Linked DNA regions of Homo sapiens: region 2 is linked to region 1. A link is a contact called in ENCODE Hi-C or POLR2A ChIA-PET data. All regions are on one chromosome and are shown on one strand. The core of a region is the stretch at or near the end of the contact, and the rest is flanking DNA. Distances in the headings are between cores, read along the strand shown. Region 1 holds the start of SLC66A2 (solute carrier family 66 member 2). Region 2 overlaps NFATC1 (nuclear factor of activated T cells 1).

Evidence for each region. Hi-C counts contacts between places; a loop is a spot of excess contacts on that map. ChIA-PET counts read pairs that join two places held with the same protein, here RNA polymerase II (POLR2A). Pooled maps may share reads with other maps.
Region 2: a map of naive thymus-derived CD4-positive, alpha-beta T cell shows a loop between it and region 1 (3-fold over the local background). The contact joins the enhancer-like site here to the promoter of SLC66A2 in region 1. A Hi-C loop is called at or near these places in 3 of 168 maps with a recorded cell type or tissue (CD4-positive, alpha-beta T cell, CD4-positive, alpha-beta memory T cell and naive thymus-derived CD4-positive, alpha-beta T cell), 15 of 37 single-sample maps with no recorded cell type and 12 of 50 pooled maps. POLR2A ChIA-PET finds 5 or more read pairs at or near these places in 2 of 52 experiments (BJ and activated CD4-positive, alpha-beta T cell).

What each region holds. Positions count from the first base shown.
Region 1 is chr18:79,949,128-79,953,925 of GRCh38, forward strand. SLC66A2 (solute carrier family 66 member 2) reads right to left here and starts at 2,526. Exons shown (of 6, transcript NM_025078.5): 1 at 2,454-2,526; 2 at 1,597-1,898. The coding sequence starts at 1,799. LOC124904336 (a long non-coding RNA gene) reads left to right here and starts at 3,682. Exons shown (of 2, transcript XR_007066429.1): 1 at 3,682-3,952; 2 at 4,149-4,798. RefSeq lists silencers at 1,808-1,927, 1,968-2,047, 2,368-2,877, 3,008-3,057.
Region 2 is chr18:79,524,987-79,529,456 of GRCh38, forward strand. It overlaps NFATC1 (nuclear factor of activated T cells 1), which reads left to right. Exons shown (of 10, transcript NM_001278669.2): 10 at 2,542-4,337. The coding sequence ends at 2,591. Among named protein-coding and RNA genes, the nearest start is that of NFATC1, 130 kb to the left of the region's middle. Within about 2 kb of position 2,850, at least 2 of the 41 ENCODE cell types and tissues checked have a DNase peak (open chromatin) inside an H3K27ac peak, as active enhancers do.

The DNA.
Region 1 (4,798 bases), core at 1,276-3,775:
ACAACTCTGGGGAAGAGGCAGCCAACCCACTCGCTCACCTAAAAATCCCTGGCAGGGGCAAAACTAACACCCAGGGACACATGGACCAATGGCTGCCCATGGCCAGGGCTGGGATGAAGGCCACGGAGCAGGGAGCACCCCGGCTCATGAACACGGGACACCTCAGCATCAGAACTCATCAAATGGACACGAAAGGGGTGTATTTCATGGAATGCAAATCACACCTCAATAAGGTTGACTTAAAAACTAACAGGCGGGCCAGGCGCGGTGGCTCACGCCTGTAATCCCAACACTTTGGGAGGTCAAGGTGGGTGGATCATGAGGTCAAGGGATCGAGACCATCCTGGTCAACATGGTGAAACCTGGTCTCTACTAAAAATACAAAAATTACCTGGGTATGGTGGCAGGCACCTGTAGTCCCAGCTACTCAGGAGGCTGAGGCAGGAGAATCACTTGAACCCAGGAGTCAGAGGCTGCAGTGAGCCGAGATTGTACCACTGCACTCCAGCCTGGCGACAGAGCAAGACTCTGTCTCAAAAAAAAACAAAACAAAACTAACAGGCAAAGAAGCAGGTACGTGATTACTCAGTGACCAGAGTCAGAAGCAGAGTTCTTGACACCAGCTGCCTGGACTCCTTCTCTCCACCCCTCCACCAGGCCCTCTTCATAGGAAGAGCAGCAGACACCTTCCAATCTGCCCGGACAGAGAGGCTGGGATCACCCAGAAGAAAGAAAAATTTCAGACGTTTTTGGCCTTAGAATGCAGCTGTGAGACCTCATTTCCTCTGAAAACTCACCCTCCCAATTATGTCTGCCTTCAACAACTGTTAAAATTAATTTCAATTTCCTTAGCCTAATACAAATACAAAGAGGAAGTTGGGGAGAGGAACAAGACAGTCTCCAGAGAGAGTGACTTCCTATTTAAATAAGGCAGGCCAGGCGCCGTGGCTCAGCTTGTAATCCCAGCCCTTTCAGAGGCCCAGTGGGGAGGGATGCTTGAGGCCAGGAGTTCGAGACCAGCCTGGGCAACAAAGTGAGACAACCCCCCACTCCCCTGTCTCTACAAAAAATACAAAAAAAACAATTAGCCGGGTGTGGTGGTGCGCCTGTGGTCCCAGCTACTCGGGAGGCTGAGATGGGAGGATCACCTGAGCCCAGGAACGTGGAGACTGCGGTGAGCTGTCATGTCATCATGCACTTCAGCCTGGACCACAGAGCAAGACCCTCTCTCAAAACAACAAAGAAAAACTATACAACATGAAAAAGGAGGGCAGGAACGGCTCCTCTCCACAGGCAGGCCTAGGCCAGTGCCCAGCTGAGAGGTCCCTGCTAAGTACCCATGTGGAACATCATGCAAGGAGGCGGATCTGGAGATTTTCTCTGAGATTCTGTGCTCCAACCCCACCGTTTTTCTGGAAAAATAATCTCACCCTAAGAAGTGACTTGCCTGCAGCCACGTACCCCATCCACGGCAGAGTGGGACGCTGGCCCAGCAGGGAGGTGTGGACCCTGCTGCTCCCCCGGCCTCAACCAGAAACCCCAAAGGAGAAACCCTCTTCTCCGGGTGCAGCCCAGGAAAGCAAGCCCCCAACTTACCAGAAGAGTATCCGCAAAATGTTGGCCACCAGCAGCACCAGGCACACGTAGGTGGAGAAGCCGTCGGCGTTCTGCGTCCTGCGAATGTCCCGATACTGCGGGACGTAGGGCACCACCCCTCCGAAGACCATGGCCGCGGCCGCGCCCCAGGACACCAGCTGGTGCAGTGGCACCAGGAGCCAGTCCAGGCCCTCGGCCTCCATCGCAGCGCCCGCCTGGCCGAGGCTGTCACGGGCTCCGCGCCCCGCGGGCCACCGGCCGCCTGCTCATCGCCGCTCCGCGCGCTCCTGCGGCCTCGGGGCCTGCGGGGAGCGGGGAGCTGCTCGAGTTCCGCCCAGGGAGGCTGGGGCGGCGCGCACGGACCCGACCCGACCCGCGCCAGCCGCAGGACCCGAGGCAGAGCGGGGGCGACCGGGGCCCGGGGCGCGCGAGGAGCGGCCCCTGCCTGGGACGGGGGGGTGTCTGGGGGTCCCGAGACGCTCCCGGAGGGGGCTGGGGAGGGGTCCCAGCGCCGGGGTCGAGGACGGGCGAAGCCCCTGGGGTCACCGCCCGGGTGCGCTTAGCCGGCGGGGGTCCACGCGCGCCCCGGGATGGGGTGGGGGAGGGGGCGCAGGGCCCAGGATCGGGGCGCACTGTTCGGGGGAGGGTCACAGGGCCTAGCATGGGGGCGCACGGCTCGGGGGAAGGGGGCGCAGGCCCAGGATGGGGGCGCACGGCTCGCGGGAGGAGGTGCCGGGCCGGGGACCCCACAGGACCAAGCCAGGGGACTGAAGGCCGCGACCAACTGCCCCGGCCCTGCGTCCTCGGCCGCCCTAGGCCGCCCCCCGAGGACCCCGCGCCGCCCCCGCGCTCCTTACCTGCGCCCCCAGCCCCGCGCCCAGCGCCCCGCGTCCCCGCGCCGCTGACCCGCGCGCGTCTCGGCGTCAGTCCGCTCAGGCGCCGGGAAACCCCGCCCCGTGACGTCACAATGCCGGGCCCCGCCCACGCCGGAGCTGCGCGGAGGCGCCGCGGTGTCCTAGAGCGCGCTGGGCAGGGCGGGCGCAGGCGGGGCCGGGAGCCGGGGCTGTCGGGGCGGTGGGGGCGCGTGGCTCCTCCCGCCCGGTCGGGAAATACCAGCCGGGCGGGGCCGGTCCCTCAGGCCTGGCGCCCACGTTAACCCGTCTCCAGCTGTCCCGGCGCGCGGCCATCCAAGCGGAGGGCGTCGTCCTGGAGGGCCGGGGGCGCGGGGTCCGGACGCCCCTCTCACGCGTGTCCTGAATGCGGGCCACCCGGGGACGAGTCTCGTCCAGCTCTGTCCTGACCCAGGAGACCCGGGGACCCGGCTCGGAGTTTGCAGCGCCCAGAGGCGGCCGGGGTCTCGGGAAACGGAGCGCCCCCCGCGGGTCTCCGCTCCGATGCAAGTGCCCCACGAGCAGATGCGCCGGGGCCGTCGCCGGGGGGCCGGCTGGACGCGCGGCCGTCACCGTGGCCATTGTCATTATCGTGGTTGCGGCCACGGTCGCTGTCGCTGCAGAAACGCGGGGCGGCCTCTCCCCATCCCCGTGTAGTTCTCCGGGCTGAACCGTTGGGCGCCTATTTGCAGAAAAGGCAGCTCCTGAGCCTCAAGACAGACTCGGGGGCCAGGCGTGCGTGAAGCCCGGGCCCTGCTGCCGGCCTCGCGTGCCAAGCCAACTCCGAGCCCCACACCCGCCCGCGGGGAGCTGCCCTCGCCCGGGACCCTCTTGGCCCGCGCGGGTGAGGACTGAGGGCGAGGGGCGCGTGGATGAGGGGCGCGCGGGTGAAGAGTGAGGGGAGCGCGGGTGAAGTGTGAGGGGAGCGCGGGTGAGGGGTGAGGGGCGCGCGGGTGAGGGGTGAGGGGAGCGCGGGTGAGGGGTGAGGGGTGAGGGGAGCGTGGGTGAGGGGTGAGGGGTGAGTGATGCGCGAGTGAAGGGTGAGGGGCGCCTGGGTGAGGGGTGAGGGGTGAGGGGCGCGCCGGTGAAGGGTGAGGGGAGCGTGGGTGAGGGGTGAAGGGTGCGCGAGTGATGGGCGGGTGTGTGTAGGGTGAGGGACGCGTGGGTGAGGGGCGCGGGGGTGTGAGGCGAGGGGTGCACGGGTAAGGGGCGAGCCGCGAGGTTGAGGGGTCCACGCTGAGGGTTGCTTCCCCGCCAGCCGCGGCCTCTTCTCCACGATCCCGGCCCCCTGCCCCCTGCCCCCTGCCCGACTGGTTTTATGGGGGATCATAAGGACAGTCACCACCTAACTAGGAGCAAATCCCCAACAATCGAGGAAACAGGGCGCTCCTGCCTTGCGCCCCCAGGCTGGCGTTGGAACTTCTTTAGAGCCAGCGCTGCGGAGCCCCAGCACCAGGAACGTAGAGGTGAGTAAAAGGCACAGCAGGAAGCCTGGGAGAGAAAAAGCAGCTGCCCCTGCTCAGCCGCGCCCTAGCCTGAGCCCAGCAGCCTTTGGGATCATCTGTCCTCTCTGCCCTGGAGGTTGGAGTAAGCTCCGGACCTCCTTGACCCTCACGGGAGCACTGGGGTCCCAGACGCTATCCTCGGTTATCTTAAATCCAGAGGCTGTGGAGGCATGGGGCAAATTGTGCCCGCAGCCTGGGGCCTAGAGCTGCATCTGTGCACGGGGCCTCCAGGAGCCCGGCTCAGTGGACGAAATCTGGCATGCTCGGACGTCACCCCACAGGCCTCACGCCTCAGAGGCACCCCGAAAGGTGAGTTGATGACTGCAGAGTGAGTTTGTACCTTTTCGAACACCACCTGCCGGGGGTCCGAGCCCCCACCCCCAGTCTACATCAGCCAATCACAGCTCATTGCAGGTGCTGCGCTTGTCACATAGCTTCCTGCAAACAAGAGAAGCCGACCAAGCCATGCACAGCTGGAAAATGGCCCTTATAAAGCCATCAAGTCCTAATCCAGGCAACCTGTAAATATTACCTCGTATGGGAAAACAATTTTTTTTTCTAATGTCATTAAGGATCTTGAGATAGAGAGATTGTCCTGGATTATCCAGGTGGGCCCTAAACACTGTGGCTCACGCCTATAATCCCAGCACTTTGGGAGCCTGAGGCAGGTAAATCTCTTGAGCCCAGGAGTTCGAGACCAGCCTGAGCAACATGGTGAGACCTCGTCTCTACAAAAGATAGAAAAATTATCTGGGCATGGTAGTGTGCACCTGTAGTCCCAGCTACTCCTGAGGTGGAAGGATTGCT
Region 2 (4,470 bases), core at 1,600-4,099, 420 kb before region 1:
CCCCTCACGCCTCCCCACATCCCATCATTACTACCCCTCAGGCCTCCCCACGTCCCACCGTCGTTACCCCTCAGTCCTCCCCACGTCCCACCGTCGTTACCCCTCAGGCCTCCCCACGTCCCACCGTCGTTACCCCTCAGTCCTCCCCACGTCCCACCGTCGTTACCCCTCAGTCCTCCCCACGTCCCACCGTCGTTACCCCTCAGTCCTCCCCACGTCCCACCGTCGTTACCCCTCAGTCCTCCCCACGTCCCACCGTCGTTACCCCTCAGTCCTCCCCACGTCCCACCGTCGTTACCTCTCAGTCCTCCCCACGTCCCACCGTCGTTACCCCTCAGTCCTCCCCACGTCCCACCGTCGTTACCCCTCAGGCCTCCCCACGTCCCACCGTCGTTACCCCTCAGTCCTCCCCACGTCCCACCGTCGTTACCTCTCAGTCCTCCCCACGTCCCACCGTCGTTACCCCTCAGTCCTCCCCACGTCCCACCGTTGTTACCCCTCAGGCCTCCCCACGTCCCACCGTCGTTACCCCTCAGTCCTCCCCACGTCCCACCGTCGTTACCTCTCAGGCCTCCCTCCTGTCCCTGTCGCTGTTACCCTTCAGGGTCCACTCATGGCTTCATTATTTCTTTGTAGTGTCCCCACCTTTCCCCTGTGTTGATCATTTAGGCCTCTTTCGTCCCCACAATCACTATTCTGACTGGAGTCCTTTCTTTTGGAGCTCCGCTGGCCAGGGTTGGATGAGGACCTGAGCCCAGTCTCTTCATGCATTGGGCAGCCTCCCTTCCCCCACAGGTGGGGCCTGTTCTGAGCTACCTGAACCCCCACCGTGTCTTCCTCCTGGGCAGGTGGCTCCTCCTGCCTCTTTGCAGACGTCTTTTGTAGCAAGGCTGAACCAGCGCAGTGGGAAAGGAGTTAACTGGTCTCGAATTCTGGGGCATCCCTGTCTCGTGCCACAGATGCCAAGCACAGCAGGGCACGGAGCTCCTGGGGGCCGCTGCACTCAGCAGCACAGTGGGCGGGAGGCCGCTGAGCAACCAGCAGCCTAGGGCATTTGGGTGGGGACGTGCGACCCCCACACAGAACAGAGCCGTCTTTCTCTCTGCGTTGTGCCGAGGCCCCGCAGCGCCGCCCGAGTGTCACGGAAAGTGCCTCTGGTGAGGAGCTGCCGTGCGCACTCTGGGACAAGTCAGGTCCTGCGTGCCAGTCCGGGAGCAGCCTGCGAGCACCTGGGCCCTGTCGTTATCCTCCTTAGTGTTTGTGAAGAGTCACACGGAGGGGCGGGAGCCCGGGCTCCTTCTGGTGCCTTCCACACTGGGGGCGGAGCCCTCTGCAGAGAGCCTGGCTCTGCGTCCTGTGGCTGAGTGCCAGGTCCCGTCTTGGGCAGGGCCCAGGATCAGCGTGGCTCTGAGCAGGGCCTGCGGGGAGCCCACGCGTGCCTGTGTCTTTACAGAGGCTGAGCTCCCACACGGGACAGAGTCGGGACCTTCTGTGGGCGCCATGTCAGGAGGTGCTGCTGGCGGGGCCGGGCATGTGGGGCACCTTTGCTTGCCTGGGTCTCTGGCCCCGCAGAGCCTTGGGCGAGCCAGCCTCGGGTGTGTGTTTGCAGCCAGGGTTCCTCCTGGAGCTCAGTGCCAGTGTGTCCTGTTATCAGTTCCCATGACACAATTCCTGGTTCTCCATCTGTGTTTTATTATTGTTATTCTTAAAAATAGTCGGGGGTTGTTGAAAGGGAATTTGGGGAAGGGAGTGGGGTGATGAAATGCACACTACTAATTGCTCCAGGAAGCCGCCCTGAGACAGGCCGGGGCCTTTGCAGAAACACGTGGGGCTTATCTGGGCTCTGGGCGCTCCAGCCCATGGCAGAGGGAAGCCCGGGCAGTTCCGTGACGTCAGCGCACGCCCCACCAGAACCTGGGAGGGAGATGGGACGTGGCGACAGTGCTGGTGGCACATCCCCTATCTCAGCGCCCATCAGGGCGGCCACAGCAGGAGGTGGGTGGGGCGGGGATGCATGCAGCTCACAAAGGCCCTAACAGTGCCGCTCGTTTCCTCTGCGTCTGCCAGAAGTCACAGGTGACGGGGAACGTCACTGGCCTGTGGGGGACTCAGGGACTCTGCCATCCAAAGGGAAATAAAAATCAGGAAGAGCCTGAGAGGGAGGCTCAGGCGACACTGGTGCTGACACCACAGAAGTGCTGGTGTGGACCTGTGGGTCGCTTGGTTCGTGGAGAGACAGCCACAGCATCTTCCCAGCATCGCGGCCGGCACCTGGCACCTGCACTTTGGCCGTCAGAGACGTGCTGGTACCGTGCTACGGACGAGGGCGGTCACTCTGGCGACCCCAGCTCTCTGCCGAGGCAGCCAGGCACTGGCTCACGACACTCATGGACCAGGGTGGGACCGAGGAGGAAATGTGGGTTCCTGGGGAGATGCCTTGTCACAGGCGTGAGCGTCACTGATGGAGAAGCAGGGCTGGGGGCGTTGCTTTGATGTTTATGGTATTTCTCTAATACTTTCTCAATTTTTCTTTTCTTACAGTAAATGAAATAATACGAAATGACCTCTCCAGCACGAGCACCCACTCCTAGTTGCCACATTGGAGCACTCAGTTCAGCAGGGGTATGCTGACTTCAGCAGACAAAGACTTTTGAATAAATAAACTGAACTCACACCTGGTACCACTCAGAACCTCCAACTGACTGAATGCCAGGAGCTGAACATTAATATGTGCAAAGATTGGCTCTCCAACAAGAAGGAAAGCAGGGAGGAAGGGAGACCACTGTGTCACCTGGAGGAGAAGTCATCTCATGACAACAGAAGGGAGGTGGCCGGGCTGAGCACGGGAGACCCACCGTGCAGGGGCCTTTCATGGGAACGGCCCACACGCAGTTTGACCCCACGCCCAGCCCTTCTGGCACCCCTGGGGTTCAATACTGGAAGTGCCTTATTTAACCAGACCATCAGGGCATCATAGAATTGAGCATTGAATTTGCTACTGTAGGAGTATTTTTAGGAGCAGAAACTGCAAACACATTTCATTGTGAGGTTTTACCCTCTGTATGAATGAAGAGAACGCTGGAAGGCTGCGAGAGGACTCTAGTATGAGTCTCCAACATTTGGAACGTTTCCTGGGCTGTCACGTACACTCCTGCTGCCTTACACAGTGCATTTTAGAATCTTCCAGTCTGTCATCTCAGCTCTTTTGTAACATGCTTCCCTTGTCTGCGCGGTTGAAACCGTAGGCTTGTTCATAGTCGCATGCTCGCATCTTTGTTTTTAATCTGGCTTCGAACATAGCACAAGTAACTTGAATAGCACATCAATAGGTTACTGGACAAAAGCAGAAAAACCTGTTACAGGATAGCCTGCATTTGCATGTGTGTACATATCTAGGCATCTATTTATGTATAAATAATAACAGAGCCGACGTGTCCTCGCCCAGGAGGGCTTCCCTGTCAGCAATAACCGGCATCCGTTTTGGAACCTGCGTCTGGGGCTCCAGTCGCTGCTCTTGCTGGCGTCCATCGCCGCCTCGGACGGCCGTGCATTTTCTCGTCTCACGCAGTTCGAGGAGGACCCTAGAAAGCCAGGAGCTGTGATTGACAGTAGCTGTAGGTTACCAGACGGCAACATTAGAAAGTGATTGTAAATAACATGCAACCTAAGTGTAATATATTTGTTCAGTTATAAGATGATTGTTTCACAGAAGCCTTACCACTCTCTGCTTCATCTAAGAAAACCAATACCAAAAACGCCACTTTAATGCTCAGCCCTGCGTTGTGTGTTTTCAGATGAGTTACTGTTAACAGGTAGGTTTGTGTAGGCCTTGCTGGGCACTCTGTACAATTAGTTGCTTATTACGTATGATTACTCACAGCGATCTATTGTTCCATATAACCAAAAAGCATGGTTTATTCATTGAAACACGGTTGACCTGAACTCGTGCCTTAGGAATTAATGCCCCCTTATGGAACCTGCCTGAATTGCACCTGCGGGTGGAGGCTCCGGCTGTGAAGTCACTGAACAGAACGTCGCTGATGGAGAAAGGGCTCCCGCAGAAGGAACGGCCTGTACCGTGCGCTCCGGCACAATCGCGTCTCTTGTGTCTCACTCACGGAAAGAAACAACCTGAAGGCCATCCCGTCGGTCTGCACGTAACCGTGAAGACGTGTGGCCGCGTCCCACCTGCGGCTGGGTACCCTGCACCCGGCACTGTAGGAGTCACGTGCAGCCTTTCTCAGGGGACTGTCATTGAAAAGGAAACGTTTGATGTCTGTGTCAGCTGTCTTTGTAGTTAGGAAATAGATCCAATAAAGCCGTATTTTTTTGCTGGACAGGCGTAGTCTGCGAGTGGTTCATGATACGCGTGGAAGATGCCGCTTTGTTCTCAGAGTGTGTTTTCAGTGGCGTGTACTTGGATCGTCTGTGAAATGAACCTCGTGTTGGGAAGGCTGTGTAGACGCGGCC